Regions from separate parts of the Homo sapiens genome. Here all the other regions are linked to region 5. Evidence: chromatin loops called from intact Hi-C (ENCODE). Cell type or tissue: Calu3. All regions are shown on one strand. Links, peaks and the distances in the headings refer to the core of each region. The heading gives the core; the rest is flanking DNA.

What was found. Hi-C counts contacts between places; a loop is a spot of excess contacts. Peaks named below come from ENCODE experiments on the same cell type or tissue, not always from the same donor. Only the 100,000 strongest peaks of a DNase experiment are listed, where the experiment ranks them.
Region 1: a loop joins it to region 5, with 6 times the contacts of the local background. A loop is called at or near these places in 61 of 110 quality-filtered maps.
Region 2: it touches region 5 in a loop (15-fold over the local background); 47 of 110 quality-filtered maps call a loop at or near these places.
Region 3: a loop joins it to region 5, with 2.5 times the contacts of the local background. A loop is called at or near these places in 3 of 110 quality-filtered maps.
Region 4: it touches region 5 in a loop (10-fold over the local background); 13 of 110 quality-filtered maps call a loop at or near these places.

What each region holds. Positions count from the first base shown.
Region 1 is chr20:9,975,335-9,981,735 of GRCh38, forward strand. No RefSeq gene overlaps it. Among named protein-coding and RNA genes, the nearest start is that of PARAL1, 7.8 kb to the right of the region's middle. RefSeq lists an enhancer at 2,087-3,286. In Calu3, for the core only: a CTCF peak has its summit at 3,242; a DNase peak (open chromatin) is centred at 3,237.
Region 2 is chr20:9,614,023-9,620,423 of GRCh38, forward strand. The region is part of intron 3 of PAK5 (p21 (RAC1) activated kinase 5); the gene reads right to left. LOC101929348 (a long non-coding RNA gene) reads left to right here and starts at 5,985. Exons shown (of 3, transcript XR_244242.4): 1 at 5,985-6,069. RefSeq lists an enhancer at 2,410-2,599. In Calu3, for the core only: CTCF peaks have their summits at 3,225 (motif pointing right) and 4,118; DNase peaks (open chromatin) are centred at 3,239 and 4,139.
Region 3 is chr20:11,369,757-11,376,157 of GRCh38, forward strand. The region is part of intron 1 of LOC105372529 (a long non-coding RNA gene); the gene reads right to left. Among named protein-coding and RNA genes, the nearest start is that of LINC02871, 350 kb to the left of the region's middle. In Calu3, for the core only: no CTCF peak of the experiment used is centred there; a DNase peak (open chromatin) is centred at 3,815.
Region 4 is chr20:11,202,351-11,208,751 of GRCh38, forward strand. No RefSeq gene overlaps it. Among named protein-coding and RNA genes, the nearest start is that of LINC02871, 180 kb to the left of the region's middle. In Calu3, for the core only: a CTCF peak has its summit at 2,989 (motif pointing left); DNase peaks (open chromatin) are centred at 2,981 and 5,651.
Region 5 is chr20:11,540,548-11,546,948 of GRCh38, forward strand. No RefSeq gene overlaps it. Among named protein-coding and RNA genes, the nearest start is that of LINC00687, 330 kb to the right of the region's middle. In Calu3, for the core only: no CTCF peak of the experiment used is centred there; DNase peaks (open chromatin) are centred at 3,134 and 3,694.

The sequences.
Region 1 (6,401 bases), core at 547-5,546, 1.6 Mb before region 5:
TTAGAGTAATATTTATAAACTACTGAGAAGAAAAAACTGTGACCCAAGAATTTTATACCCCCTAAATTTCCCTTCAAACGTAAAAATAAAACAAACCTTTCAAGTATACAACCTGTCATGCCTAAGAATTCATTTTGGAAAAAAAGAAATTCCTGAGGATCAAGTCCAGTCAATTTGGAGTTGAAAAAAAATGAAGAACTCAGGAAAAGAAATGTTGAATAAAATGAGAGTAAATCTCAAATGCATTTAAACATGAAACTAAGATGAAATCTCTATGGACATTATGATTGCAAATAGATTATAAATATAAAATTTAAAAATGTAATCTCCTAAACTCTGGAGATAAAGGCCTGTTTTCTACACTAATTTGCTCAGTTTTGAAAACAAAGAATCAATAGATACTGAAAAAGTTGGAAAAACATGGCTCATTATTGAGGAAAGTTCTAAAGATGTCCAAGCCAACTCTCTCAAGTGTTGATGACAAATTCTTATTCTTTTTAATTCCACAGAATCTCCTATCTATTAAAAAACTGCTTCCTAAGTCAGAAGGGGCTTGGCAAGAATACAAATAAACAACAACCAAGTAACCACTATCCCATGTATCAATAGCCATCTGTGGATTACAAAATGCTTTGATGCCCATGATTGAAGTTTGGACCTTGTGACACCTCAGTAATTGTGCCTGACATCTTCCATTTGCCCCTTAAGATAAAGATCCTCTCTCTTCCTTTCTCATCCTGCTCTCCTCCCCGGAAGTCAGACCTATGCTGGCTACATTTGTGGAACTGCTGTGTCCTCTGACTTTGTTTGTTTGCTCTGGGCCAATAGGGAGCCCCAAAAAATTGGAGGGAGGGAAGATACAGATTATCCTGGGCTAGCTCTGTCCCTCTGCTAAAAGTCACCATTCCTTGCAAGGCAGCAAACTCTACAGGAGTCTCTCCTTCTGTGTTCTGGGAACCACTCGTTTCCTTCATCATTGTGGCTGCAACCAACTTTACCCTCTATTGTGGTTCCCCTATACCCAAACTTTTGTAAACAGCCCCTTTGTTAAACTTCTTGGAATTATCCTATTGTGAGAATTCCCTTTGGTTTATGTTGGGACACTGATTAATACAGTTTCTTACATCCATTTTAAATTGAGCTAGCCAAGGCTGAAGTAAGTTATGTGATTCTAGACACAAGGGTCATTCTTCTATGTTGTCTTTCTTCCTAGCCTAGGATTAAATTTGGTTCAGAGCTATCTACAAAATAAATGGTTGAGGCACCTGCTCATGATCCTCTGGCAGGAAAAAATTCTAATTAATCTCTGGGGTGAGGGGTTATAACTCTAACTAGTCTGGTTAAATTAGAAATAAGCTTGCAATGAATTATATGTCTAGCTTCAAAGTTTTATTTTAAACGTAATTGACTGATAATACACAGCTGACTCTTGAACAGCATGGATTTGAACTGTGCAGGCCCACTTATATACAAGTTTTCAATGAAAGTTACACTGAGTGTGCCTGCCTCTCCTGTTTCCCCTTTCATCTCCTTCATCTCTTCCTCCTCTGCCACCCCTGAGAGAGCAAGACCTATTTCTCATCTTCCTCCTCCTCTTCAGCCTATTCAATGTGAAGATGATGAGACTGAAGACCTTTATAATGACCCAGTACCACCTGATGGAAAGTAAATATATTTTATCTTCTGTAGGATTTTCTTAATAACATTTTCCTTTCTCTAGCTTACTTTATTATAAGGCTACAGTAGATAATACACATAACATACAAAATATGTGTTAATCAACAGTTTATGTTATTAGTAAGGCTTCTAATCAACAGTAGGCTATTACTAGTTAAGTTTTGAGGGAGTCTAAAGTTATACACAGATTTTAGACTGTACAGGGGGTCAGTCCCCCTAACCCCTGCTTTGTCCACGTGTTAGCTAAGAATAAAAAGCAGTTGTGTCTCCCATCAGTCCTTTCCTTGTCTTTTGCTTTTAATGCCTTCGTGTAGCTCATCAGCAACAGCCTGGGTTCTTTCCACTCGCACTCTTGTCTGAAGTCTACCTTCAGTTCCTAGGCATTCCATATGCCCATCACCCAGTTGCTGTGAAGGTTAGATGCCAAATGGCTTCCAGCCACTCTTTCCCCAGAGGACTACTTTCAGTGCAGAAGGGGTGTCTTGCCAGGAAAGTTTTGTCTTCCCTCTGTGTAACCATGGACAAACAGCCAGTGACTGAGTGATATAGGGACATAAATCTGTGATACGGCTTATGTTTTAGAGCTCTCCCTATGGGATCTGCCTGAGGCTAGACCTTACCTAAGACCACATCCTTGCAATCCTTTCTCATCCCTTTTAATCCCCTTGAGGGTTTACCCTGAAGAGTGCTTTCTCGGTACATCACACACACAGAGGGATCCCTGTCCTAGGCTCTGCTTTGAGCCTGCACTTCCTGTGCTGTGATTTGATAGTCTCTGTACTAATTCCATCTTCCCTTCCCTTGTTTTTCAAACATTTCACATCCCTTATTGTGTGTGAGTCATTGCTTTTATGTGGCCCAACATCAGGAAGCTGTAGGTAAGACTATTAGTGCTCACTTTAATTATTTCTTTAGAAGTCATTCTGGGTCTGAAGATCATTACACCCAACTTCAAAGCAATCTTGACTCATATTTCATCCAGTCTATTTCACAATTCTGCAAAAGTAGGAATAAAATAGAATTTCCATGCTTTCTCCAATAAGGATCTTTAAATAAATAACATATTCATAAAGTTCTCCCAAGATTCTATTGTACACAAATACCAAGTACAACTTGTAGTTGTACTTAAAAAAGAGTAGTTGCGTTTAAAAAAAGAAGTTGACATCAACTCATAACTCTAGCATGTCTATTCCTGAAAGCAGAAACAATACTTGAGGCTAAGGAAATAAAACAGAATTAGGTTAGTTAGTTAGCTTGTGTTATTAAAGTTAACTTTAGATCCCTCCTAAGATGAATCACTTATTCACCCTCTACTGACACAATTTGTTATTTTGAAGAAGAGAGAGTTTAGGAGCTAAGAAATGGTTTATTTTAAAATATCTTTTTAATAGTGGTGAGCTTTTGAGCTAACCATAAAACTGCTGTACAATAAAGATGCTCATTAAGATAACAAAGGTAGGGCGATTAAAGTGAAACTGTGAGCTGCATCCTCTGTATCTGTATATGAGTCGTTAGGAAAATCCTCGTGACAGCAAACCAACAGAATAGGCAATAGGTGGTGCTGTTGCTATGTGTAATGCCTAGCAAAAGACAAGATGACGCATAAGGGGAAAATATTTGCCAGAAAGAGCACAAGACAAAAACATACCCCTAACTTCTGAATTCTCCAAAAGATGGCAGTGTCATTTCTTTGTCTCTCTTGTCTGAGCTCCACCACTTATCATTGTCTTGTTGAACTGAAGTGCTCAATTTTTGTGTTCTAGGCCAAAGCTATGGCCAACGTGCCATTTTTATATGAAGGTTGAAAGGATTCAATAGATCTCTGATATTGCTCAGCTGATCCGAAAAGACATCCAAATGCAGAGGAGATACAGATACCCACTGGAACAGGGGTCTTTAAAAATAGAGGATGTCCAGAAACTCCTCAGAATACATTGATTTCTGTAACATTTGGTAGAATTATTCCACAGTTATCTTTTGGAAAAGAAATGAGAAATATTTGGGAATAGTTCTTGAAGTTTGTTATATGATCTGGCTCTGTGTCCCCATCAAATCTCATTTTGAACTGTAATCCTAGTTGTAATCCCCACATGTTGGGGGAGAGACCACATGGGAAGTGATTAGATCATGGGGGCAATACCCTCATGCTGTTCTGGTGATAGTGAGTGAGTTCTCACAAGATCTGGTGGTTTTATAAGAGGCATTTTCCCCTTTCACTCTACATTTCTCTCTCCTGCCACCATGTGAGGGAGAACATGTTTGCTTCCCCTTCCGCCATGATTGTAAGTTTCCTGAGGCCTCCCTATCCATGTGGAACTGTGAGTCAATTAAACCTCTTTTCTTTATGAATTACCCAGTCTCAGGTATGTCTTCATAGCAGCATGAGAACGGACCAATACAGTTTATAAAATAAAAAGATAATTTGCAATAAACTTCCATAAAATTCAAAATAGTTTTCAAAAGGAGCATTAGCTATGCTAAACAAAAAAGCAGCAATATGAACAGTTAATAAATAGCAAAGTCTCTTTAAAGTATTGCTTTAGGCATGCAGAATGGATTTTTTTCTTTTTTATCTGTGATGGGATTTATCATCCTAGTGTTAGTTTAGTCAAATCAGTCTTCATGGTTTAGAAAGATGTCCAGCTGTGAAAAGGAAGTCACCTTGGGATTAAAATTTGACACAAATGATCAACAAAATGGAGAATATTTTACCATATTGGACATGCATTTTCAGACAGATTTGTGGAGATAAATTGTTTCTGATTCCAGTGGTCACACAAGAAGATACTGGCCTCTTCAAACTAATTAATTGAGTATCTTCAATTATTGCTACCCCTTGAAGAGTTGCAAACAAAGAAAAATAAGTTGCATTGTACAGTATAGTGAGAAATAAGGAGCAACAAAAATGATGCCTCAGCTGGGCATGGTGGCTCACACCTCTAATCCCAGCAACTCTGGAGGCTGAGGCAAGAGGATTGCTTGAAGTCAGAATCTGAGACAAGTCTGGGTAACACGGCAAGACTCCACCTCTAAAAAAATTTTTTTTAAATAAATACATAGCTGGGCATGGTGGTGTGCAACTGTAGTCCCAGCTACTTGGCAGGCTAAGGCAAGAGGATTGCTTGAGCCCAAGAGTTCGAGGCTGCAGTGAGCTATGACTGCACCACTGCACTCCAGACTGGGTGGCATACTGAGACTCTGTCTCTAAATATATATATATATATATATATATATATATATATATATATATATATATATATATATATATGAAAATAATGCTTCATAAAGTTTGTAAAGTTCTTTCTATGCACCTGATAGTCTAAGCAACTTTTTAAGATAGGCAAGATCATTAATACTGCCAATTTAAGTTTGAATATTCAAGGCACTTTTCCAGCACTTTATACTTATTAAATTATTTAATCTTGTAATGGCCATATGAGGTAGGTATTATTATTGTCCCCCTTTTCCAGCAAAAGAGACTGAAATAGAAAAAAGTTAAGTTGCTTCCCAAGGATATACAACAAGTAAGCTAGCTGGAATTAAAACTCAGATAGTCTGAAAAACTCACACAATCATTGCATCATCATTTTTAGAGGTAAAAATAGACATTAAAGTTTATATAACAAGCTATTAAAGATGCAACTGAATTTAAAACCAAGGTATTAATGATTTGTGGCCTGATGGTCTTCCTTGAGTTACATTCCATTTTTCTTCGGATAATTCCTGACTTGCCAAAAATTACATTCCCCTTGAATATAAGTGCCATCTAGACTGGTCTACACAGAGACTGTGGTAGGCTGGTATACCACAGATATTTCTCTGCACTTGACCACAGTGCTATCTGGAATTTCATGCCCACCCATCTCTGTAGGCTTCAGAATAGAGTCAGCCTGCTCTTGCAAGACTCTTCCCAGATACAAGTTCTCATCTGAGAAGTCTATAGTGGCCAGTTTAATGCTGACCTCAAGGAAGAAGGGGAAAGAGAGTGGTCTTCAGACTTTAAGATTCCAGACCTATCTTCACTTTGGCAAGAAAAAGGAAATTACTAGATGATTGCAAGTATAGGCAATATAGCATTCCTGAAAGCAGCTTGCCCAGTCTCCAATATTTTCCCAAGGATACGTAAGCATGATAGGACAGAAGTGTAGAAGTCTCAAATCTTAAGAAAATAAGATATTGCTCTCTTTAGCTAAAGCTTTGCTGAGCTTTCTTGGTTTACTCCTGTTCAAGCAGTTCTTACAGTTTCTATATAGGATGCTTATTGTATCAGTCAGCTTGTGCTGTGTTATGCTACAGTAACCAGACACCCCCTACCTCCAAATCTTAGTAGCTTACAACAAGAAACAGTTTTCTTTCTTTCTCATTTTACATGTCAATCACAGATTGACTTAGGCTCTTTATCTCAAGCCCATGCGGGCTGAATGAGCAGCCCCTACCTGGGACCTACCAGGCCCCTGGCTGTGAGAAGAAAATGATGTGAAACCACAGAGTGGTTCTTAGAGCTTTTGCTCAGAACTGGCTTCTGACATTTCTGACCACATTTCATTGGCCAAAGCAAGCCTGATGTCAATGGGGAAGGAAAGTTTAATCCTTTATAAGGATGGAGAGTCCCCTAATATTGGGAATGATAATACAATGATCAGACTTACTGAATTACATTATATTAGGCATAAGGAGGCTCCTATCTGAATAAATTAATAGGGTGAAAATACAAGCAAGCTGTA
Region 2 (6,401 bases), core at 674-5,673, 1.9 Mb before region 5:
TATGGCACGGATGTTGGAACTATGAGACTGGGGATTTAAAATAACTATGATTCATGTGCTAAGGGCTCTAATGGATAAAGTGGACAGTAAGCAAGAACAGATGGGCAATGTAAATAGAGAGATCAAAGTTCTAAGAAAGAATAAAAGAGAAATGCGAGAGATCAAAAACACTAACAAATGAAGGATGCTTCTCACGGGCTCATTAGTAGGCTGGGCACAGCTGAGAAAGACTCTCTGAGGCTGAGGATATCTCAATAGAAACATCCAGAACTGAAAAGCAAAGGGAAAAAATGCTGAATGAAAAAGGCATAGAATATCCAAGGACTGTGGGATAATTAGAAAAGGTATATGTTTAATAGGAATACCAAAAGGAGAAGACAGAGAGAAAGGAACAGATGGAAAGTTGGAAACAATAATGACTGAAAATCAGACACCAAACCACAGATCCAGGAAGCTCAGAGAACACCAACCACGATGAATGTCAAAATTAAGCCTAGCCACATTGTTTTCAAACTACAGAAAAATCAGATAAGGAAAAAAATCCCAAAAGATGCCAAAGGTGAAAAACACCTTACTTCCTTAGAGGAACAAAGGTAAGAATTTCATCTGACTTCATGGAAACCATGCAAGCAAGAAGACAGTGGAGTGAAATATTGAATGTGTTGAGAAAAAAACTCCACCAGTCTAGCATTCTATACTCTGTGACATTATCCTCCAAAAGTAAAGGAGACTTAAAGGCTTTCTCAGACAAACAAAAATTCAGGGAATTTGATGCTAGCAGATCTGCCTTGTTAAATGTTCAAAGAAGTTATTCAAGGCAATAAAAATTGTTATAGGTCAGAAGGTCATATCTACATAACAAAAGAAAGAACATCAGAGAAGAAATAAGTGAAGGTAAAATGAAATTTTTAACTTGTTACTCTTAATCTAACAGATCAATTTGTTCAAAATTATTGTAGCCACAATGTATTAACATATATACAAATGTGCTACCGAGCCATGAAAAGATATGAAGGAAACAAATGCATATTACTAAGTAAAAGAAGCCAATCTGAGAAAAGCTATGTAATATATAATTCCAACCACAGGACTCACTGGAACAGGTAAAACTAAGGTGGCAATAAAAGGATTAGTGGTTGTCCGGGGTTAGGGTGTGGGAGGGATGAACAGGTAGAGCACAGAGGATTTTTTAGGGCAGCGATTCTTTATGATATGACAATGGTAGATACAGCTCAGACACTTGTCAAAACCCATAGAATGTGCAAATGAAAAGTGAACCCTGATGTGAACTATGGACTTTGAGTGATAATGACGTGTCCATGGAGGTTCTTTGACTGCAACAAACATGCCACTTTGGTAGAGAATGTCGATCAAGGGGGAGGCTGTGCATGTGTAGGGGCAGGGGGCATATGGAAATCTCTGTACTTTCCACTTAATTTTGCAGTGAACCTAAAACTGCTCTAAAAAGCAAAGTCTATTAAAGAAAATTCACAATAACCTAAAACAGATGTAGGCTAGATTTGGCCAGAGGGCTACAGTTTGTCGAATCTTGACTTAGAATAAGTCCTTCGTTGAAGAAGTAAAAACTATAACAAAAACCACCAACCAAAGTGTGTTCCAGTTACTGCTGCTGCATAATAAATCACCCCCAAACAACTCTTTGATTTTGCATAATCGTGTGGGTCAGGAATTTTGGAAGGGCATCTGCTGGGCAGTTGTCGATCACTGTAGTCAGATATTGGCTGGGGCTGCAGCCACCTGAGGGCACAAGGGCCAGACATCCATGATGCTCACTCCCGTGGCCTGGCAGCGGATGGTGACTCTTGTCTGGGGGCACAGCTAGGCAGTCTGCTGGAGCACCACATGAGGCCTCTCCAGCATGGAGTTTTCTCAATGCTGCATGCTGCCCCCACAGCAAGCAACCCAAGAAAACCGGTGAAAGCTACATGGCCTTTCCTTTTCTAGTGCTGAGAAGCCTCAGAGTAACTTCTTCCCCATTCTTCTGGTTACAAGAGAATCAGGAGCCAGTCCCACGTCAAGGGGAGGGAAGGTAGACACCACCTCTGATGGGAAGCATGTCAAAGACACTGTGGCTAATTTTTAAAATAAAGCAATGTTGAAACTACACTCCATTGTACTTCTACCTGGAAGCAGGGGATGGGTAGAAATGAAATTAATATTTATCACTATGAACCATGCATGATGTCAAATACAGTACACATGTTAGCCCACAACAACTTCCTGAATTAAAAAGGGCAGTTCCTATATTACAGATGAGGAACTGAAAGCACAGAGAGTTTCAGGTGCTCCTCAAATTACGCCAGTAGCGAGTAGCAGATTCTAATGTCAACGCCAGATGTGCCCAATGTTCATCCTTCCAGACTATTTTATGCTGCTGGAAACACGGCAAAGACAAGTAGCATGTTGGGAAGGGAATCAGCGTTCTCTTCGGCTAAAGCCTTTGTGTTCTCTATGGTAGGGTTTCTCAAACTTTAACACATATATACATCCCCCGGGCATCTTGCGAAAATAGATTCTCATCCTTCAGGGCTGGGCTGGGGACTGAGATTCCACATCTAACAAGCTCCCAGGGGATGCTGCTGCTGCTAGCCTGTGGCTTGCACTGTGGGATGTGGGGCTCTATGGCACAGCAGGGTGATAATACACTGGGGTGCAGTGCCCAGACAAGGCCCAGAGAGCCAAGCAAAGCATGCGTCCTTCCTTAGGGGCCTGATAACCTTCCCTATTCTGGGGGCAGTGAGAGTCTAAGGATAGAAGTCCAGGGGTGGGTAGTGGGTGGAATGTGGTTGAATTCCTTGGCAGTCTGTCCCACAATGCCAGTAGGCATAGGAAGAAGTTAGAAATTGCCATTTTCTTCTGGGAAAATCTTTTTGTTTATTCTTTCACTTTGGTTTTTCTGGAGTTGTACAAAAATACGGATAATTGCAAAAAGCTGGACTATTGCAATTGTGTGTGATTCAGACAGAATAAGCCTGAGAGGCATAACTGAGTCCAGAAAAATGCCAAGTCATAAATCAAAAGTGAGATCAAACTAATTATTCCAAGTGAGTCGATGGCACAACACTTGTTTATCTCAATACATAATCGGCTTCACTAATTAAAATGCAAATTCGATTGCATTTATAACTGGTAACCCTGCCAAGTTAAAGCTTCAATACATCTGATGTGTGAGCTGTACGAACTTTTCAGGGACACTAGGTGGCGCCCGTGTACTTTTCTTGAGAAAGCCAGGCTGCTTTAACCATTTAAAATTTCAATCAGTGGAAAGAAACGAGTTAGCCCAGTGGTTCTCAAAGACATTGAGTCAAAACTCTGGGGATTGGGCCCCAGATCTGTACGGTAAGTAATTCTTCCCAGACGATTTTATTTTTATACCAGTTGGTTAATGTAATGACATTGGAAACAGCTAGCACAGTTAAGCGCTTAATTGCTTAATTGTAATATGATAAAACTGAGGCTGAGAGACTTACTCAATTTGCAGGGATGAGACCCAAGAATCCCAATCCTTTTTTTTTTTTTTTTTTTTTTTTGAAATGGAGTCTCGCTCTGTCACCCAGGCTGGAGTGCAGTGGTGCGATCTCGGCTCACTGCAAGCTCCACCTCTTAGGTTCGCGCCATTCTTCCGCCTCAGCCTCCCGAGTAGCTGGGACTACAGGCGCCCACCACCACGGCCGGCTGATTTTTTGTATTTTTAGTAGAGACGGGGTTTCACCGTGTTAGCCAGGATGGTCTCGATCTCCTGACCTCGTGATCCACCCGCCTCGGCCTCCCAAAGTGCTAGGATTACAGGCGTGAGCCACGACGCCCGGCAAGAATCCCAATTCTTATCTGAACAGCTCTTCTACCAAAGCACGAAAAATAAAAAAAGTGGAAGTTTACATGAGGTTTGTTGTCAAAGCATCAAAGATACCTTTAAGCCTCTAAATTGTGTCCTGAAATTGAAGATACATCTCAGAAGAAAAGGTCGAACCTATCAAAAGAAACGCTACAACGAATTAACATTCAGTGGAGGTAATATTAGTATAAGGAAAAATAAACATTATGTAAGCATGTGACAAATAGGCTTGTAATGTGGCTCTCACACAACTAGATGACAGCATACTCCAAGGAACATACAGCGCTGGGCGACACTATCAAGGGAGAAGGAACAGCTCTAGGAAGTGCCAGAACATACAGTAAATACTACATAACTCCAAAGAGTCAGGTACCCCCCCAAGTTTTAACCCCTCTAAATTATAATCAAATTGATAAAACATAGCTCCACTCCATGTGGCTACAGAGTTTTCTGTTAAGATCCCCTGCCCAGTGTTATTGCTGAGACATATGTTGATACACAGGACAGACTATTACGGCCTGGAACTTTTTTTTTTTTTTTTTTTTTGAGACAGAGTCTCGCTCTGTCACCCAGGCTGGAGTGTAATGGCACAATCTTGGCTCACTGCAACCTCTGCTTCCCGAGTTCAAGTAATTTTCCTGCCACAGCCTCCCGAGTAGCTGAGATTGCAGGCATGTGCCACCAGGCCCAGCTAATTTTTTTTTTTTTGTATTTTTAGTAGAGATGGGGTTTCACCATGTTGTCCAGGCTGGTCTTGAACTCCTGACCTCGTGATCCACCCACCTTGGCCTCCCAAAGTGCTGGGATTACAGGCGTGAGCCACTGCGCCCGGCTGGAACTTATTTTTAATTCAATCATCAAATCTTTATTGAGCAGGGTGACAGGTACAGTTCTATAAGTACAAGCAACTTAAGGAAAAGCTGAGATGAATCGATATTTTCATAACATATCATATGTTTCAGGACTGGAGGTTTTAAGAGGAAGAAAGGAAGGTAGAAAGTGGCTTCTCTCAGATTCTTTTCTCTCTCTTTCTTTCGTTTTTTTTTTTTTTTTTTTTTTTTTTTTTTTTTTAATCTCACTGTTGCCCAGGCTGGAGTGCAGTGATGGGATCATGGCTCACGGAAGCCTTGACCTCTTTGGCTCAAGTGATCTTCCCACCTCAGCCTCCTGAGTAGCTGGGACTACAGGTGTGTACCACCACAACTAGATAATTTTTGTATTTTTAGTAGAAACAGGGTTTCGCCTTGTTGCCCAGCCTGGTCTGGAACTCCTGGGTTCAAATGATCTGCCTGCCTCAGCCTCCCAAAGTGCTGGGATTACAAGTGTGAGCCACTGTGCCTGGCCAGATCCTATTGTTTACTGTTGTTTTACTTTAGGTAGACCAGAGAAAATAGAAACAAAGAAAGTTTGGAAGAAAAAAGCCATGACTGCTTTTGATCTCAGGAAACTTAGCTATTATCTAGGACATGGCAAGATAAAACTGAAAAACAATTCTATTCCTTCCACGCTTCTCTTTGAAGGAGACACACTTGGCAACCCTGGCCACACTTCTCTTACCCCTTTTCACTGCCCAATACTCTCATTTCTCAGACACCAAATCCCTAACAAACTTCTCAACTCCCAGTTCTTCCTGGCTTTTTCTCCTGCCCTGTCTGCTGTGTTCAGGTCCCTTTTAAGGGTGCCGTTGGATAAATATTTGAACATTCCTAAAGATGAGGAGCTCGCCTTTCCAAGGCAGCCCCTTGCATTGCTGGATAACACATTTCCAAGTCTTGCCCTATTGAGGTAAAGTACTGGAGTCTCTCCGTGCTGCCTTCACTTACCTCTTCCTATTTTTCCTTCCAGGGGATTCCTAGAGGTTATTAATTCCCCTGCTGTGGGACAGTCATTCAATGTTTGAAGAAAGTAATTGTTTACTTCCCTCCCTTGATTCTTTGACAGAAGATCACCAGGGCTCTCAACCAATCATCAGTGCTCTCAACCAATCATCAGTGCTCTCAGACAATCATCAGTGCTCTCAGCCAATCATTAGTGCTCTCAGCCAATCATCAGTACTCTCAGCCAATCATCAGATCACCTGAATTCTAGATTTTCCATCATCTCAGCCACCTTTTTTCACATGCAACTTGTTAAACGTTGTCCAAGGATGAGATGGAATGAAATGGACACCTTTAGTGTACAGATAACATGGACGGAAGTTCTGTTGTAACAAGGTGGGTACAGAAAGTGAGGGCAGAAATATGAATCAGCAACACTGCCCTCCACCACAGCCTTTATTTGCCCATTCACAACACTCTGTAATTAGAGCTAGATCACATGGACAATTATTTCCCCTTTGGAGTAAACATTCCTAGAAGGAAGGACTCATCCCTGATTTATTCAATGTTGTGTCCTCAGCACTGGGCTTGGTATTTGGCTGGCATTTGTTGAAACAAAGATCCTAAAAGGGAACAATGAAAATTTGAATTCAGGTCTCTTCAGAAGGATTGCGGAAAGCAGGAGGAGGATTCTGGGACCATCATGACCTAAACAATTCTCCCTCTCC
Region 3 (6,401 bases), core at 831-5,830, 170 kb before region 5:
GTGGCTAAGATTGGTTCTTGTCAGCCCGCCAATAATGAGACCTTCGCAGCTTTGATGAGTGGAAAAATACTCTAGGGGCTCAATGAGAGGAGAAGCTGACTTTGTCTATTTCACAATTTTCCGCAGACCTCAGCTCTGCTCTTTAGTATACCGATCTACAGGAGAAGCAGAAATCATGTAGGGAAGGACTAGGATCGACAGCAATAACCAGTGCAACAAAGCACTGGATATATGCCAGGGAATGTACTGTAGATTTCATGAATATTGTCTGTGTTCTCTGCAACAGCTCTGTGAAGTAAGCAGCACTCTTATCCCCAGTATACAGCCAAGGAAACTGAGCCTCTGAGAGGGAGACTAATAATTCAAACTCAAGTCTCCACATCCTAACCAGCGACTTTTTCTTAGGTATTTTACTGGAGTCCATTTAAAAAAGTAGTACTATGACTATATACTTAATATTTTGATAGGTGTAAGGAAGCAAAACTAAGAAAAAATATATGCATATGTAATGTAAATCATGAATACAGTAGAGCGGTGGTATGCTAAGATGGCATGGGGTTTAAGCTGGAGTTTTGAAAGAGCATTCATAGATAAAGGAAGTTAGAAAGGAACTTACTGGAAGGGATTGAGGATTTGGAGAAAATGCACAAATGACAGGTGACAGGAAGTCATCTAACTTCTTCTCCATGATTGGTGAGTTGATGTGTGAGACTGGAGGCCAACAGCACCTACATATCAGGATCACTTGCTCAGGTAACTGCCAAAATTGAAACATCAGATGTTACCTCTGGAGGAGGGAGAATAGAGAAGTAGAGAGAACACACCAAGGATTGAATTTGGGGAAATGCCCTTGTTTAGTGAAAAGGTGGACTAGGAGGGTCTGAGAAACAGGATTTGAGAAATTAAGTGGTATCATATAAGAATCCCAGAGAGTCAAGTTTCAAGAATATTGCTAATGGGCAAGAAGAAAAAGGATGGAGAATTCCTGCTTATCGGGCCATTTGATGATTTTAGCGTATGCTCTTGCTTGAGGTGGTGGATGAGGGGTTCTGTAGAAGGTGGATTTCAGGTCCTATACAGGGTATTTTGTGAGACTATGAATGGCATGATGGTAGGTTATATACAATTTGAAACATTTAAAATAATAAAGTGTTAAAGGTAGAAGACAGGAAGTTTTAACATTATTATTATTATGGTTTGATTTTTGTTTGTCTTTTTTCCTTGCCTTCTTGCTTTCTCTTGTTTTTAAGAAGAGAAAAAAATCTGTGCTATGGACAGAAAGCAAGAGGAAGCATCAAAGGTGCTGATGGTGAAGGAGGATATGCTATGAGACAAAACCTTGACAAGATGTATTGGACAGCAGAGCTTCTCACATTTGAACAAGCATAAGAATCTCTGGGAGAACATGTGAACGCAGATACCCAGGCCTTCACCTTGGGAGATTTTAAATGAGTAGGTCTAAGGTGGGACCCCAAAAACCTGCATTTCTGATGAGCTATGCTGATCCGGTGCACTCTGAGCAGATCCATGCAGCACTTTCAGGCTTCCTTTCTCTGCAGCTTTCAGCTTCAAGACACCCTGGGACTCTGCCCTCTCTTGGCTTTCTAGAAATACCACACTATTCTAATTCCTCAGTCTCATTTCCAAAGTCATCTCTTTCCTCTTTGTGTCCTTTTCCTCTCAAACTATGAGATATCCAGGGCTTGACTTTCTGACCACTTGCTTTCTGCAGGATACATGTGAAAATAATTTATATCAATATTTCTAGACGGATCCACTGGCTCCTCCCAGGCCATGTATTGTCATTCCTGCTATATCTACTTGGAAATCTCTTCCTAGTTGTCTGTGCCTTCTACCTTACCTGAAAAACACCTGTCCTTTATTTCTCCCCCAAATCTAGAGTCTTCCTTGACTGATGTGGGACCCCACAGTCTCTACCCCTCACAGTTCAACAAAGGAGGGAGTACTTGTCCGTTCATAACATCACAATCCAAAATGTGCTCCTTGATTGAATCTGGATTTGAAAATATCAGTGTTAAAAATATTTGAGAACAAGCGGGGAAATTTGATAGTGGACTGGGGTGTGTAAGATGTTATTAAAGGATTATTAGGTTTTTTTGAGTAACATATTGGGGTCATGTGGGAAAATGTACTTTTTCTAGTAGAAAAATAGACCTCCAAACTATTTTTTAGCTTAAATTGTCCTGACCCCATCACCTAAGCGATGTAATAGGGGAACATGACTAATTCATTAGAGTTGCTAAAGCTGTTTGCCATGCCACTGTGAGCAGTTTAAAGGATAACTAATAAAATATTAACTTAGGTGGCATGTCCAGAGGACACTTAATATAAGACTATTTTCTTTATTAGAAAAGTGAATATGGATATTTTTGAAGTCTGCTTGAAGATAATTCTGACTATTCATTTTTTTGTCCTGAACAGAATGTACTCTGAGGTTGAAAATGGTCTTGATTTTCAAAAATAGAGTAGTCTGGATATAGATCATAAACATGTAGCTGAGTGCTGAAAAGAAAAATGAGATTTTGTAAAAAGGGGATAATTTTCAAGTTGACAAACATTGGTGAACTTCAGGGCCCAGGGCCATTTCAGAATTCAGAGAGATTAACAAGTAATTACATTTTTATTGAGTGTCTAGGATTGACAGACCTGGGGCTGATGGATTCTTGGGAGGTTACAGTCTAGGTGAGTGGGAGACATGCATTTGTGGAATGGTCCAGACAACAGATGGAGTCACTAAGAGCTGCCAACACTGTAAAGCCCTGGTTTACAAACTTGACTGCATTTTGGACTCGCATGGAGAGGTTTAAAAAATACTGATGCCTGGGTCCCAACTCTTGTGTGTCTGATTTAGTTGCCCTGGGGTGTGTCCTGTGCATCGGATTTTCAAAATTCCCCAGGTGAATCTAATGTGCACTTAAGGCTGAGAACAAGTGTACAGAAGTCCAGGATCAATTCCAGCTGGAGAATTTGACTTCCTGGACTAGGCTCTGTGCCTGCCCTCGAGGAGCTCTCTAATTGTTTTACTCTTTCTCCTCCCCTGCCTCTCATCATTTGTTCTACTTAGAAATTTTTGTCTTTCTTGCTTGAAAGTGAACTAACCACAACAAACAAAGGGAAATAAATGATTATTACACCCAGGCAGCAAACAAGCACTACCAATGATAGAGATCTTGGTTTATGCAAGTAGCTCAGTAAACAAATGCTGTGTTAAAAGCTGAAAGAATGCCCTCCCTCTACTGCTAGAACAAAACATCATCCATGTGTCGGCCTGTGGTCTGATGAGTGATTCAACTTTCTTCCTCCGAGACTTTGTTGGTGTCTGATAGATGCCACTAGAGGCTATGTTCTATTCCAGCCTGTTTGAAATGCAAAGACTTGCGTAGCAAAATTATCTCACTCTAGGAAAATAGACAAGTGGTCAGTAAACTATGGTTCTGTGGGCCAAATGCAGCCCACTTACTGTTTTGTAAATCAAGTTTCACTGGAACATAGCCATGCCCATTCATTTACTTATTGTCAATGGCTGCTTTTGCACTACAGCGACAGAGTTGAATAGTTGTGAAAGAGCCTGACTGACAGGCCTGCAAAGCCAAAAATGTTGTCTATCTGGTCAGTTACAAAAAAAAAAAAGAAAATAGTTGCCAATCCCTGTAATATAGGCATTTTCATGCTGTCTTGTTAGCATTTGCCTGCTGTGGTCAATCAATTTGAAAAATGTCTCCAGTTCTTCACTCCTCCCTATATCTGTCTCATTTTCAATGTGACTGCAACTCCCCTCACCTGGGCACGGAGCCAGTTTCACCAGCCATTGCATCTGTGTTGGCCTGAGAGTTATTTTGACCTAGAATGCCAAGAAAGTGACACTGTATCCACCCTGAGCTGAGACTTCAAGAGGCTTTTCAGACTTTCACTTGCTCTGTTAGCATCCTGACTCTATGAATAAGCTTAGGCTAGCTTTCTGGATGATGGGAGACACACAGCCCAGGTTGCCCCATTGCCTTAGCCAACAGTCAGACAGTCTTCCAAAGCAGAATTGCCTTCTAAACTGCAACTGACCACAGGTGCATGAATGAGCCTGATCAAGACCAAAAGAAGGGCCCAGCTGAGCACAGCACAAATTGTCAACCTGCCGATGCATGGACTATATACATGTTTGATGTTTTAACCCACCACATTCGAGAGTGGTTTGTTGTACAGTAAAAGCTAACTGATTCACCTGTCATTAGGAATTAAGCCAACTAATTTTGTGGTAGGATTTCCTTTTTTCCTTTCTTTATTCAAAGCCAGAATATCTCAGTCTTGTCCATAAACCTCAATCTGAAAACAGAGAGAACAATGCAAAGAAAGAAAAACTTTATGATGATTCTATGACACTTTCACCAAACACTAAGAAAACAAACATAAAATGAACAACTTGGTTTTCAAACAGAAATAATAAATCTGTAAGGGCCCACATATAAATATATACTGACAGCATTTGAAGGTAAAGAAAAAAATATATACGTATATAAAAAATTAAGCAAGAATAAAACCAATGGTTGAAGAAATTGTAATAAAAAATTACCATGTGCCAGGCACTGGTCATGCCAGAGGTATGACAATGAATGAGAAGCATGAAGTCCCTAATCTCCCCTAAAGCACATTCTTGTGGAGAAGGACAGACTACAAAGAAGTGAACACATAAACAAGATATAATATAGCACAAACATTTAGGAAAACAAAAATGCAGTAATGTGATAAATCTTAGTAGGCTATTATATACACTTTATGTATATATATAATACAGGCTTATATATATAATATAGGCATATATATATTCTCTATTATTAACTTAATTTAGTGACAAACCATTAAGCTTCACCTTTCCATTAGATGCTTTTTCTGCCTAAAGGACTCTACACTTAGATGGCTGCATGAAGTATCTGGGTCTCAGTTAAATGTCAGTTCTTCATTGAAGCCTTCCCTGATGAGCCAGTTTATAATAGCCTACTAAGATCTATCACATTACTGGATTTTAGCTTTTCTGAATATTTTTGCTATATTATAGTGTCTGTTTATTTATGTGTTCACTTCTTTGTCATCTGTCCTTCTCCAAAAGAATGTGCTAGGGACTTCATGCTTCTCATTCATTGATGTATCCCCAGAATGACCAGTGCCTGGCACATGGTAATTTCAGTTACAATTTCTTCAACCAATGGTTCATTCTTGCTTCTCATGGATACAACATCATTTTATCTGAAAAAAATAAGTACCCCCAGTCCATGACTATTTTTGAGCAAATGAGGATAGTAACAGTATAAGATTTTTAGTGGCATTTTCAATGAAAGAATTATACAACAATCCCTGATTACTCTTTGTCTTTATGTGTCCATAATTTTACTGCTAACACTAAGAGAGTGTATCTTGCTGTTATCAACTCTGGCCACATCTTCACAAGTACATATAGCAGGTCACTATTTTGTTTTACAAACAGAAGTTGATTAAGTTGTCCATTCTGTAGGACCCACAACAAACCACAGCCCAATATAGCAGCAGAATGTAAGGATTTAGAAGGCCTAAAATCTACAAGCTCAGGAAGACACCCAATTAACAGAAATTAAAGTTCAAATCTGACTCATCCACCTACTGGAAATTCTGGGCTGTCAAACAATATCCAAGCTTATTTTGCAATCAGATTAAAGCTCTGGGCCTTGTGGGGGCCGGAGATTGGAATTCTATTTTAAAAAGAAACGTGTAAGGCACTCTGCTTCCCATCAAGAAGTGTAATGAGTAGGTTTCACCTATGATCCCCAGTCCCAAATGATTGAACTGGCATTAGTGCCAAAAAAATTGAAAATGTCTTAACATGCATTAATCGCTTAATGGATGTGTTGTCTGCCTGAAAAGGGCGGGGTGGTATTTAGGTTGCTTAATGACTTTACATTTTCCCATGGCAAAATACTTGTGATTTGATTATGCTGTAATTAAAGAGTTACATAAACAATATCTTTGGAAAGGAACAAACGGGCTTCCTTGAAAGAGGGATTTTGGTCAGCTCCAGCTGGTATCTCAGGCCCCTTCATGAGGAGAAAACTCTCACCCCCAGGTAAACTCCTCTCTCTGCCTCTTAGAAGTTGCCCTTAGTTTTATGCCTGCCTGTGTGTGTGTTGTGAGTGTAGATCATGGGAGATGGGGAGTGGGCAGAGGGAGGATTTTTTAAAAAATAAATGACATCTTTAATAGACAATTTTAAAACAGGTTGAAATACAAGTAATAAAGACAAGCACTTTAAATTTAGAAAAGGCTTGGGATCTTGAAGCCAAAAAGCCTAGTAATGAGAAACCCCAAGGGCAGAGTGGGATCTGTCTTGTAAAACCAGTCGATCAAATGTTTATTACTGT
Region 4 (6,401 bases), core at 977-5,976, 340 kb before region 5:
AAGAAGAGAGAACAAAGTGAATATGTGGGTAAGTCTAATAAAATGTACAAAATAACAATAATTAAACATGATAATAAGGTATTAAAGATTAAGACAGAATTTAAATCCAAAACAACATTAACAGATTTACTTGAATGTGATAAAAATGAGTTGAAATGTTCTAAGGACCTTGTCTTTTCTAAGGGAAAATTGAAGTATTGATTAATTTTCTACTTTGATGTATACTAATGTTTTAACTTGTATGATTTTCAAATTAATATTTAAAAATTAGAATAAAAACATTCAAACTGAAATATTACAAGAGGGAAAGGAAATACAATAGAATAGTTAGAGAAAAATAAAAATCAAGAGGGTATATTTTAAACACAAACGTGTTAGTAATCATTGAAATGCAAATAGACTGATTTAAATGCAAATAGACTGAATAATTAAAAGTAAAGAATATTAGCTTGGATTAAGGAAAATTCCTGTGAAATCCGGTACATCCATAATCACTGGAAGTGGGGAATTCATGTTCTAGTTTATGAGGGTGGTGTTCCCTGAAGTTGTGTAGTATACATCCTATGTGTCCCTGGAGCTAACAATAAAAATAAAACAGAAGTAGAAGCTTGGACAAATATGTATTATTTGAGTGTAAAACAAAGGAAAGGTAGTGTTGCAATAGTAATACTAAACATAATAGATTTAAGGCAAAAGGTATAGTCACTTTATAATGATAACAACTTCAACTCACAAGAAGATGTAATGATTTTACATATCCATGCACCTAATGATAGAGATTCACAGCATATAAATCAAAAATTGATGGAACCACAAGAAGACGTGGACAATAAGAGAATCAAAAGAATATATAGGCAAAACTACACTCATATAAGAAACTTTTAACACATCTGTTTCAGGAATTGAAAGAACAAATGAATCAAAAATAACCACTCAGAATTTTAGCATATTATCTTGCTCAGTAGTTAATAGAATTGCAAGGAAAAATCAATACAGTAAAAAAGAGGCTGAAATGCACAAACTAGGTATTTGTATTAGTCTGTTCTTGCACTGCTATAAAGAAATACCAGGAACTGGGTAATTTATAAGCAAAGAGGTTTAATTGGCTCACAGTTCTACAGGTTGTACAGGAAGCATAGCACAGCATCTGCTTTTGGGGAGGCCTTAGGAAGCTTACAATCATGGTGGAAGGCGGTGGGGGAGCAGGTGTCTTACATGATAGGAGGAGGAGCAAGAGAAGTCGGAGCCACCACACACTTAAATGACCAGATCTCAGGAGATCTCATTATCACGAGGACAGCACCAAGTCATGTGGGTCCCACTCCCATGATCCAGTCACCTCCCACCAGGCCCCTCCTCCAACATTGGGGATTACAATTCAACATGAAATGTGGGGGAGGACAAATATTCAAATGATATCTGCATTCATTACAAGGAGTTACTAAACTTTCACAAAGTAGAATAAAGTAGTTCAAATGATAAAAATAGGGCAGAGAAGATAAACATTGCCAAAATTTGGTTCATTGAAAACACAAAATTTTAAAACATCTAGAAAATTAATTTTAAGAAAAGGAAAAAAAAGAAAGCCCAAATAATCAAAATCAGGAAGACAAGGAGGCCATCACACACATAATGCAGACATTGTTAAGATATTACGAACACTCTTGCAAATAAAATGGAAATTTCAGAAAAAACTTGAAAACAATCTTAGAAAAATATAACGTGACTCATCTTACTACTTTTATATACACTTAATGGGAACCTACAGTGGTTTAAATTTTAGAAACAATTGTAAAAGGCCTTAAATATATTCATATACTTTTACTTCGTAGTCTCAATTCTCGGTAAGTTTGCAAAGGAATTATGCCTAAATGCAAACAATAACAACAGCGACCTTGACATACAAACACATTCCACATAGTTACTTACTCAAAAAAGAAAACTGGGCCAAATCAAGTGTGAAACTATTGATGAACAGCTAAAAAAATGGAGACAAGTGGGCCAAAACATCGTTTTTTTTTAATCCACTTTTTTGAAAAATGAGAAATCTATTTTTATTTCATTTTGTTTATATTTGGGCATATACTATAAATGTCCAGCAACAAAGACATTAATTAAATAAGTGATAGAAATATACTATGAAATACAATGAAATCTTTAGAGATGATTGTGTAAAAGTCTTTTTATATTTTGGGGACTCTAGCCCATTTGCATAAATTATCTTAATCCTATAAGAGGAAAATACAGAACCAGTAGGGAAAAAAGAACAAGATCATGGCAAGCTGAAAAGGCACAAAACTTCACTAAATCAAGTCAGGATTCAAAGAGAAAATCTAGCTTTATAGGGAAGCAGTATTAATAATAGTAAAACCCCAATAGTCCATTGTAATGCTTGAGACAAGGCCTCACATTTCAGCAGGTAGAATTATTACCACCCTGGGGACTCACGACCACAAGTCCATCTGTGATCAAAGCAACTCAGTTCCAAGTTTCACTGGATTTGGTGGTGATGTTCCTGATAGGCCTTATTTATCAGTTCTATGGTGACCATTAAAAAAAAAAAAACTCTCACACACACAACAGAATATTTTAAAAATTGAAGTTCATTTTATAATCAATAAGCACACTTAATGCAATGCTATTTTTCATTATTACTAGGTTGATAGTTTATCTTAAAGTTTAAGGCATCTTATTGTCAAGGAACCATAGTGTTTCCAGGGTTCTTCAGACTAGCTCAGGAACTGTGCCTATGGGTGACACCTGGCATTAGAGTTAGCACAGAGGACTTAAAAGCATTGGAAGGGAAAGGAGACCAGAAGTGAAACTGTAGATCATAACACAATCGAGTTATTAACAAAGATTACTTCCAGGTCTCAAAAGCTTGTGCTCTACTATGAGAGACAGGCTAAGAACAGTGACAAACCCTAGAATATCCTCCAGCAAATACTAGGAAGTTGGTTCGTAAGATCACTTTCCCAACTGCTACGCCCTCTGTTGGTAGGCACAGTTGATGAGTCTGACCTCACACAGAGTTTTGCTTCTGTCTTTCAAAGTCTGCAGGTTGGAAGGTGTAAAGCTGTGGAGTTTCACTGCCAAGTTCTGTGGCACAGGCTGTATACTCTAAGAATTTAAAGGCGAGATATTGAAAAGGACTAAGGAAGGATTAATGAGTTAGAGTTGGGGCTTAAAGAATTTCAATAGGTAAAAAGAGGGCTTTTCCAGGGCTAATAAACATGGAACTTGAGAGGGGAAGAAGGAAGGTGCATTTTTGGCATAGTGTTTCTTCTGGAGCATTTCCTTATTCAGCTCTGGAAGTTCTTTGGCTAAACTGGAATTGCAAAGGCAAGAATCTACTTGGAAATAACTGGAATGTGACAATATATTTCTCTCTGCTTCTCCCTCCTGACACAGAATTGGAGCCTAAGCCTCTTTGAGACTTTTCAGTCAAAGCTGGATTTTCATGCTAACGTATCTTAACCATACAGGCCCATTCCACATCTTGCAAATCTTGTGCCAGAAAAGGATTTCCACTGCCTTGCAAAGCTGTCCTGGCACAAACAGACCTCTGCGGGCATAGAACAGAATGAGCACAGAAAGACTACACAGCTTCCTGTGCTTGACAGGGTAGGAAGGAGGCTCTGCGCTATTCCCCTCGGGGGAAGAATCCCACACACTAAGTATAATTTCCAGGCAAGTTGAGTAATGGGGCAAAATTAAATTGGACTCTCCTTCTGTCTTAAACCTAATTAATCTTCCTCTACCATGCACTTACTCCACTAAAATATGGCATTAAAATTCCAGCACTTTAGTTAGCACTTTCCAGCAGCTTTCTATAAGGAGTAGTAACCTGATCTACTAGTTCATGAAATCCTAATATGGAATAATTTAGAAAAGTGAAAGGGTTGGTTCTCAGCAAATAAATAAGATATTGACTTAGGAATTTTAGATCCCAACAGTAGAAAAGCAGTGCCCCAGAGATATAAGTATTGTTATTATTATTACTTTGTTGTGTGATCTTGAGTCTAAGAAATCTATCATGTTAGTTGTTAGTGTAATTACATGCTTTGTGAGCATACTCCTTGCTAAGGATTTGTGGAAACAGAACTCCCTAATCTATAACTGTTAGTAACTCATATTTATTTTGAATTTGTTCTGGCTTCTGTTTTTCACATATTTAAGTGTCAGATTTGCTGTTGTGTGCTAGGAAAAAAAATGTTTACTTCAAAATCAACCATATTTTGATTTCAATGTACATCACAGCTTCAGGGTAGAAGTGCCCAGGATTGAGATGGTTGAACAAGGGTATATTTTCCACCTGCCTTAAAACTTAATTACAACTAGAATCTTTTCTTCCCCCTTAAGTGAGTAAATCCCAGACCAAACCTCTCATGTATTTACTTGTTTTGTCCATGCTAAGACTACAAAAAGAGAAAACATATTCTGGCAACAGTTATCCTAAGAGAGAAAAATTGCAAAATACCTAACATGTTGAAACATTTAGAAATATACCACAAATATTCATGTTTATGGGTTGTTTATATGTGCATTTACATATATATGCATATATTATTATGATAGCTTAATAGGAAAGATTCCTGCATATTATAAAACTTAGATTTATCACCAACTCTAGTTTTATGACATTGACTAGAAAGGAAGGACCAGAAATAATGGTTCTCTTTAGCTTTAGATTGGGTGATTTTTACCATTTATGTATATTTTATTTGATTGGCATAATATAGTGGAGCACATGAGCAGGTCATGTACATAATTCTCTTTTTTTTCCCTGAAGGCCAAGCATATAAGAACATAAGAGTGAAGTTCTAAAAGATTTTGTAGATAAATGATTGCAATAAGATGACTATCGATATTTAGGTATGTTTTAAAAGGACAGAAACTTAATTTGTTGTTTCTTATTGTATTGTTTCTTTAATATTTACTTAATTGCTTTCATTATTAAATACCTATAATTAATTGATTGCATGAAGAAAGCAAGAAATAAGTGAATAAAAAATATGTCTATACCAAATGACATATATAAAGTATAAAACAATGATCAGTTAGATCATAAATATTTTAGCTTCTGCAGTTCATACAGTCTCTGTTGCAACTAGTCAACTCTACCATTTTAGAGCAAAAACAGGTATGGATAAAGTATAAACAAGTGAGTGTGGCTGTATTCCAATAAAATATTGTTTACTAAAATAGTCTACAGGCTGAATTTATCCCATGGGTCATGCTTTGTCAAGAGCTGATTTAAGGCATCAAGGGCAGCCCTTTATTCTCAAAATAAATAATTAGCTTATAGGTATTTTAATAATTTGCAAGACTTCATGAAAGGATCGGCTCAGAGGAAACACAATTCACCCAAACTTTCTACTGACAAGTCATCAGTATATAGATGGTGTACAGGACCAAGCAGGCCTTTAGACTTTCTCTCCTCCCTGCCACTAAATTCCTTTTGGCCTTGCTGTATTTTATGAGTTATTCTTGTTTCCAGCCTAATACGAGGAAAATGGGTAGATGGCATAAGAGGACATTGAATGTACTGAAGGCAGCCCAAATATTCCATGCATTAGTCACTTCGGATATCCAGTGGAGTGAATGCGGCATTCATTAATGCCCAATGTCGGCCCGGGCAAAGTCCAGACAGTCTGCTGGCAGCAAGAAAGCTAAAGGCAAGAAGGCCTGTGTCGATTGTCGTCTGTACTTACGAGGCTGAGAAACAGTAGCTATGAATCAGCCTGTCTGAGACTCTGCTGTCATTATTTGCAGCAGTAAGGAAGATAATATTTTAAAAAGCTTTCAGGAATAAAATGAGTCTTAACCACTAGAGGAAGAATCACAGTCTGCAGCTACATTGCCTAGAGGCTTAATGATGATTCATTGCAAATTAGACCAATTAAGAATACCCCCCATATTGTAGTCTTGAGTGGCTTAGATAAGATCATTGGTTCCCTTTGACTCCTGGGATCCTAAAATAAATGGGATCTCAGAGATTTCTGGTTCAGGGCTTGTGGAATGTTAGAAGTATGAGGCATCTCACTGGAGATCTGGTCAACCCATTTCTTTACAGATGCGTAAACTGAGCTCTGGTGAGGTAAATGACATCCAGTGATTCATAATTAGTCGGTGGTGAGGTAGAAATTGAGCCAGCACTCTTGATTCTGGGTTGATAGTTTGATTCTTTTATTAAGACAATTGTTATGTATTCAACCAATGTAGTTTGCACATTGTTTTCCAAAGTGATTTCATCAGAGAACCCCTTTTGTTTCCTCACATGGTTCAGAGAAGACCAGAGTTCTCCAGAACCTACTTCAGGAAACTCTTTAATGACTACCCGACACCTTCAAGCCCTTTCAACTCCACCCACACATGCTGTTTTCAAGTCTGGAAAATGA
Region 5 (6,401 bases), core at 876-5,875:
GGAGTTGAGAAATCAGGCTGGAATTTGTAGGACGTAGAACAATTGCTCTACAAACCCATGACCAAGATGACTGATCCTAAACACGTTCTCAAGAAGCCACAAGAGCCTTCCTTTCCTCTCCTGTGTCTTATCCCTTTCCTCCTCTTGCCCCCTTCCCCACTATGCAAAAAGACAAATAGTTATTTAGATCTCCCACAAAAGCCCAGGAAACTGGACAAAGGGTGACAGGCTTGGGGCAGGAAGGGGGAAGCCCCTGCCACAGAGTTGCAAATAGGTCTCTTTTTCTTGGGTTTGCATAGAAAGTCCTCTGAATGAGCTTGCTGTGGCCTGCCCCTTACCTTCTCATAGATTGTTAATATAGGCAGTAGGAAAAGTACACACAGAACGGTTTAGAGGGAGAAGGGAGGACTCTGGGAAATTTACTAAAAAATTAATGGATCTCCGTCTGGTGCAGTAAAGGCAATTCTTGATTGTTTGCACCAATGCAGTGAGCAGATTATCAAGGCACAGACAAGGTTTCCTTAGTCCGAAACATAGAGAACTCCGGAGGCCCTTATCAAAACCATTTCCCTCCTGGTTTAGCGACTGGTTATGGCTTTAACTGCATCATCTCCATCAGCAATGGCAGGCCAAGCTGCTGCTAGGAGCAAAAGCTAAGGCTGGTTTTCCTGCAAAGCAGAAATACTTGTCATTTCACAGGGGCCTGGTATCTGAGTCTCATTCAGCCATCTTGTTTCCTGTGAGGCCCAGGCTGTATGGACCTGGGCTTATTACTGGGCTTATTTGTGTTTTGGTTTGAGAATAGGATTGAGCGTGTGGTAATCAGATGATGCTCTCTGCAAACCGCCTGGGGCAGAGCAGCTAGAGTTCTGAGGGAAGCCTCCAGCTTCATCCTTCGGGAACTCCCCTTAAGTCCCGTAGCTCCCTCCCTGCTCCTACCTTTGGCCTGAGAATTCTCATGCTGCTCCTTAGAATTCTAAAGACTCATGATGTCTGGCACTCTGCTAGGCTGGACCTTCACTTTTGAGACGGATTCAAAGGTAAATTTTGTTTTGTTTTGTTTTGTTGATATGGAGTCTCACTCTGTCGCCCAGGCTGGAGTGCAGTGGCGCAATCTCGGCTCACCGCAAGCTCCGCCTCACCGCAAGCTCCGCCTCACCGCAAGCTCCGCCTCCCTGCAAGCTCCGCCTCACCGCAAGCTCCGCCTCCCGGGTTCACGCCATTCTGCTGCCTCAGCTTCCCGGATAGCTGGGACTACAGGTGCCCGCCACCACGCCCGGCTAACTTTTGTATTTTTAGTAGAGACGAGGTTTCACCTTGTTAGCCAGGAAGGTCTTGATTTCCTGACCTCGTGATCCGCCTGCCTCGGCCTCCCAAAGTGCTGGGATAAAGGCAAATGTTTTAACCAAAAGGAGTAACTCTGTAAGGGTTCCATGTGAGACACTGTGGTATCTTGTAGGTGGAAAAAACTTTATGATATGAGAAGAATAAGCTGCGAATTCTTCTTCTTTTCACATTACCAAAGATACATGTTTTCTCTCTTATTTTAATAAGTCTTATTTTAATAATAAAATTGTAATTGCAAGCCACCTCTAAAGTCTATACATGTCTTATTAGTCATTTTATTTATTTATTTTTTTAATGCTCAAGGGGTTGTTTTGATACAGACACGTGGGATACCAGAATGCCTTTATTTTGCAGAAGAACAAACTGAGGCTGGAAACAGAACTATGCAAAATGATGACTTAAAACATGAATACTTACATGTTTATACGTGTCTTTTTAATAGAAAATAAATAGCCATTAAAATCTAGGGGAAAATTACAGAGAAATTCAGAAATAAATGAACCAGAACATCACCCCCAGGTATTTCTGCTATGGAGTTATCGATGAATTTTCTCCCAGTCATATTGTCTATGAATTTGTTTTAATTTGTGGTGTTTTGCATTCATACTATTTGCACAATTTTGTATCTTTATGTTTTTAATGTTAAGAACATAAACACATCAATTACTTGTTTTCACAACAAAGTATTTCCATGAATGAACATGCCTTTGTATGCTAGACAGTTTCCTGGATTTTTAACCTTTAGATGTTTTCTGGTGTCACATTAATATAATACTGTGTCCAAAATCTTTTTACCTTTTTTGCTTTAAAAAAAAACTAGTTAAATTAGTCAACCAATGTTCTGAAGAATATTGTTAGATTCAAACTTTTAAAGTATGTTTGGAAGTTAGTTTTAGATGAGTTGCTTCGAAAATATCTACGTTTTTACCTTGCTTTAGTTTTTTTCCTTATGTAAGCATATCTAGTTTACATTTTCACAAACAGATATTAGAGGTGTGTTGTTTTATTAACTGTTTAAAAGTCTGTCCAGTATATTCAATGAAGACATCAATCAGAATAAAATTACAAGCTAAAAATAATTCTGAAACCTTTCTTTATAAAATGGTTATCATGTGTGTCATCTATGTTGTTGTGTTTGTAAATACCTATGCTAAGTGGATGGGCATAGCTCACCCAATAACTGAAAAGATTTTTTGTGGGGACACAAGGACCCTTCTTTTAGGTACAGAAACTGCAACAAGCTATATAGTGGAGCTAAACTTAGGCGTACAGCAGCCTTTCCAAGAATTTGTGGCACAAAGCAGACAGGAATATTCTACACACACACACACACACACACACACACACACACACACACACACACACACATTCCGCTTCCTGTCTCTGACTTTCTAACTTGACCTTACTTACTTGCAAACTTGGAAATACAGGCATTCTCTCTCTCTCTCTCTCATAGAGTCATGATTCTCAAACATTAAAATAGCTTAAAAATTAACATACCTTAATGTCATCTTAAAGAGTGAGGAAATATTTAGCGATCCTGTGAACAATTTTTATTTTCTGTAAACTTCCCCAATCCTCACATTTACCTTCCTAGGTAACTATGTGCTTGACTTATATATTTTTTCTGCATTCTTTGTAGCCCTTTCTTTCCCCCCATGGACAACTGTGTGTCCCAGCATTACAATACATGTGTGGACAAAGAAGCTTTCTGTCCAGAGAGAAATTAAACATTCCAGTGGCTTTTCTCACCAAGTCCTGACACAGAGTGACCCTTGGCATCTCATTTGTGGGCGAGCGTTGAAGATGGTGGAGAGATAACCTGAAGCAAATCTCAGCCTGTTGTTCAGGCTGCCTTGGGCAGTCCAGAGAAGAACAACATTTAGAACATTTATGACCTGTAAAATTTATCCTCTAGAGTTGAGCCCACAATTTTTGGCCAATAATTATATGTGAGAGTAAAATATAAGGGACATATCTTGGAAGCAGTATTGCTGAGTACTTCAGAAATGAATGACTATTTTAATCAACCTACCTACATTTGGGCGATTATCCAAACTATTTGGCTTTTTACTCCTCTCCCCTTCCAAACTTACCCTCCTAAAAAATGTTTGAGAGTTAATAAAATGATGTATTTAGAGCTCTTAAGCCCTAGTTCACCTTGTTTTTTTTTTTCTTAGTTACCTTCGTGATTACTTCTAATTCTGCCCTGAGGTGCAAACTTGATTCCATTCAAAGGAAAAGGAAACCAAAACAAACAACAAATAAAAAGTAACTGAGGAGTGTCTCCAAAAACTACTACTGAAAACCTAGTTTACCTACAGTTCAAATATGATCCACTCTCGCCATCTGCTGGCTGTATTTTTGATTTTTTAAAAGGGAAGTACTGGCACAGACACATGGGCTAACGTTATTGTGTTTTGATGTGTTGTGAATATGTGTGGGGAAGCTGGGCACTAAACCGTCCAACATTCAAATTCAGTATGTTTTTGAGCACCTATATTTAGCTGAGTCTCCCTAGTTTATAATTTGGTGGAGGGTTTTATACGTAGAGAATCATCACAGTCAAGACGAAGTAGAGACTGGGACCAACGGCTGCATCCGTCAGGGAGAACTTCTGTCAAAGAATAACGCACAGACACTGGGTCTCAGAAAGTGGCTGTCTCTGAGGACTCAGCGTGTTTCTTCTCTTTGATGAAACTAATGATGACTCAACTCCATGGATCTAATTGTCTCCCTCTAGAATTACCTTTTCTGAGTGTTCAGGGCTCCTTGATGGTTTTGGGTTTGTTTGTTTGTTTGTTTGTTTGTTTTTTGAGATGAAGTTTTGTTCTTGTTGCCCAGGCTGGAGTGCAATGACGCGATCTCGGCTCACTGCAACCTCTGCCTCCCGGTTTCAAGTGATTCTCCTGCCTCAGCCTCCCGACTAGCTGGGATTACAGGCGCAAGCCACCATGCCTGGCTAACTTTTGTATTTTTAGTTAAGACTGGGTTTCACCACGTTGGCCAGGCTGGTCTCGAACTCCTAACCTCAGGAGATCTGCCCACTTTGGTCTCCTAAAGTGCTGGGATTACAGGCGTGAGCAACCGAGCCCAGCCTACCCAGTGGTTTTTTCTTTAGACGGAGTCTTGCTCTTGTCACCCAGGCCAGAGTGCCGTGGCACAATCTTGGCCCACTGCAACCTCCACCTCCCCAGTTCAAGCGATTCTCCTGCCTCAACCTCCCAAGGAGCTGGGATTACAGGCTCTCGCCACCACCCCTGGCTAATTTTTTTGTATTTTTTTAGTAGAGACGGGGTTTTACCATGTTCGCCAATATTCTCCTCCTCCAAAAGGCGTGCCTCAGCTGACCCATCGAGGTTTCCCCGAATATAACATTAACCAACCTATTTGGAGTGTTTTACCCAAACACATGTATTTAAGCCACACAATAACCCTATGAGGTAGCCATTATTAATCGTGTTTTATAGATGAGGAAATTGAAATCCAAAGATATTGATGACAGAACTGCTAAGTGATAGAGTCAGCACAATGCCTGGATGGAAATTCACTTCCAGAACCACATCTTCACCACAAACATTGCTGTCAGGGCTCTCCAGGTAACCCTGTTTCTGTCCGTGCAGTGTGCAGCTAACAGAATTCCCTTATCTCAGCTGGGAAACAGGAGTGATGGAATCATTTCCCACTCCCAAGTCATCGCCACAAAACTTCTCCTTCAAAATTTGTCTCCGGAATCACTTGTTCAAAAAGCCCTTTGAATTTCTCTTTCTCTCTGAGTACTCAGAATATGCCTGTCCTATAAAATTTCATTTGGCGGCTTGTTTTCTTCGTGCCCCTCTAATATTCACCAAGATTATATTTATTTGACTTTACTCTCAGAGTGTACTTTGTGGGGGGGGGACAAAAGTGATTATTTTTCCTCTAATGCTGTCGTATAAATGCTATGGCAATCTAGTACCTCTCATACGTAGGGATATGCCCAGGTCTTAGGGAAAACTCACTTGTACATATCTGTGTTATTGGGCCTGTGGGCCAATGATATTTCTATTTCCTGTTCTGCAACTTTGTGTACAACAATAATTTAAAGTAGCTTCCAAAGGATAAAAAATGTTCTCTAAGAAACTGATGAATCTATATTTACTTATGTTGCCCCACATCCTGCACATTCTTTTTCTTCGAATTAACTTTCATTTTCTTTCTATCTTTCCTTTCCTTCAGGTTAATAACCTTTGCTGGTGGGGTTCTCCAGAATCAGCTGCCAAAACAGAGTCTGAGTTTCAAGGTACTTATTAGGGATCAAGCCCTGTGGAAGACACAGGGGAAGCTGAACTGTGAGGGCAGCCCACAGAAGCCTCCCCTGCCCTGCAGGGAGCTCTGGAGTGAATACTGTTCTGTCCACCAGAGCTGGGCCCCAGTGGGCGAACAAGACCAGGCCTTTGCACCCCCACCTCACTCAGCATCAGGCTGTGTGGGTTGTCCTAGGAAGGGGTCGACTCAAAGAAGAAGACACTGAGGAGATGACAGTGGGACCATCTGCCAACTCTACTCCCAGAAGCTGGGCAGTGAGGCTTTCCTTGCTGGGATTCTTGGTGGAGAATCTCCCTATTGATCACGGTGGCATGAATTCTGCCTATAGCTCACACGGTGCTCTTTCTTTCTTACAATCCATGTCACACAGGCTGTGCTTTTGCATACAAACAGGGACTATCTACTGATGCACATACTTTGTCTTCTCAGTAAAGAATTTACCAAAATACAAAAGAGCTACCTCAGTGTCCATAATCTGCAGGTGAACCTGAAACTCCAAGAAACTGACCAGGAAAGAGAAGCATGGGAAATTAAGAGCCCTACCTCTTCATTTCCAGAAACATTTCCATAGGGCTTTCAAATGTTCCTTTAGTTCCTTGTAAGGAGTAAGAGAAGGGCCCGTATTTGCATCCTCAGGAAGGGGAGGGTAAGTGTCTGCTTTCCCCACCCTGCCATAAGAAAACTCCCTGACTCTGTGCCTGCATCACTGCAGGTCCTCTGAGACGCAGACACCTACAGGGAAATAG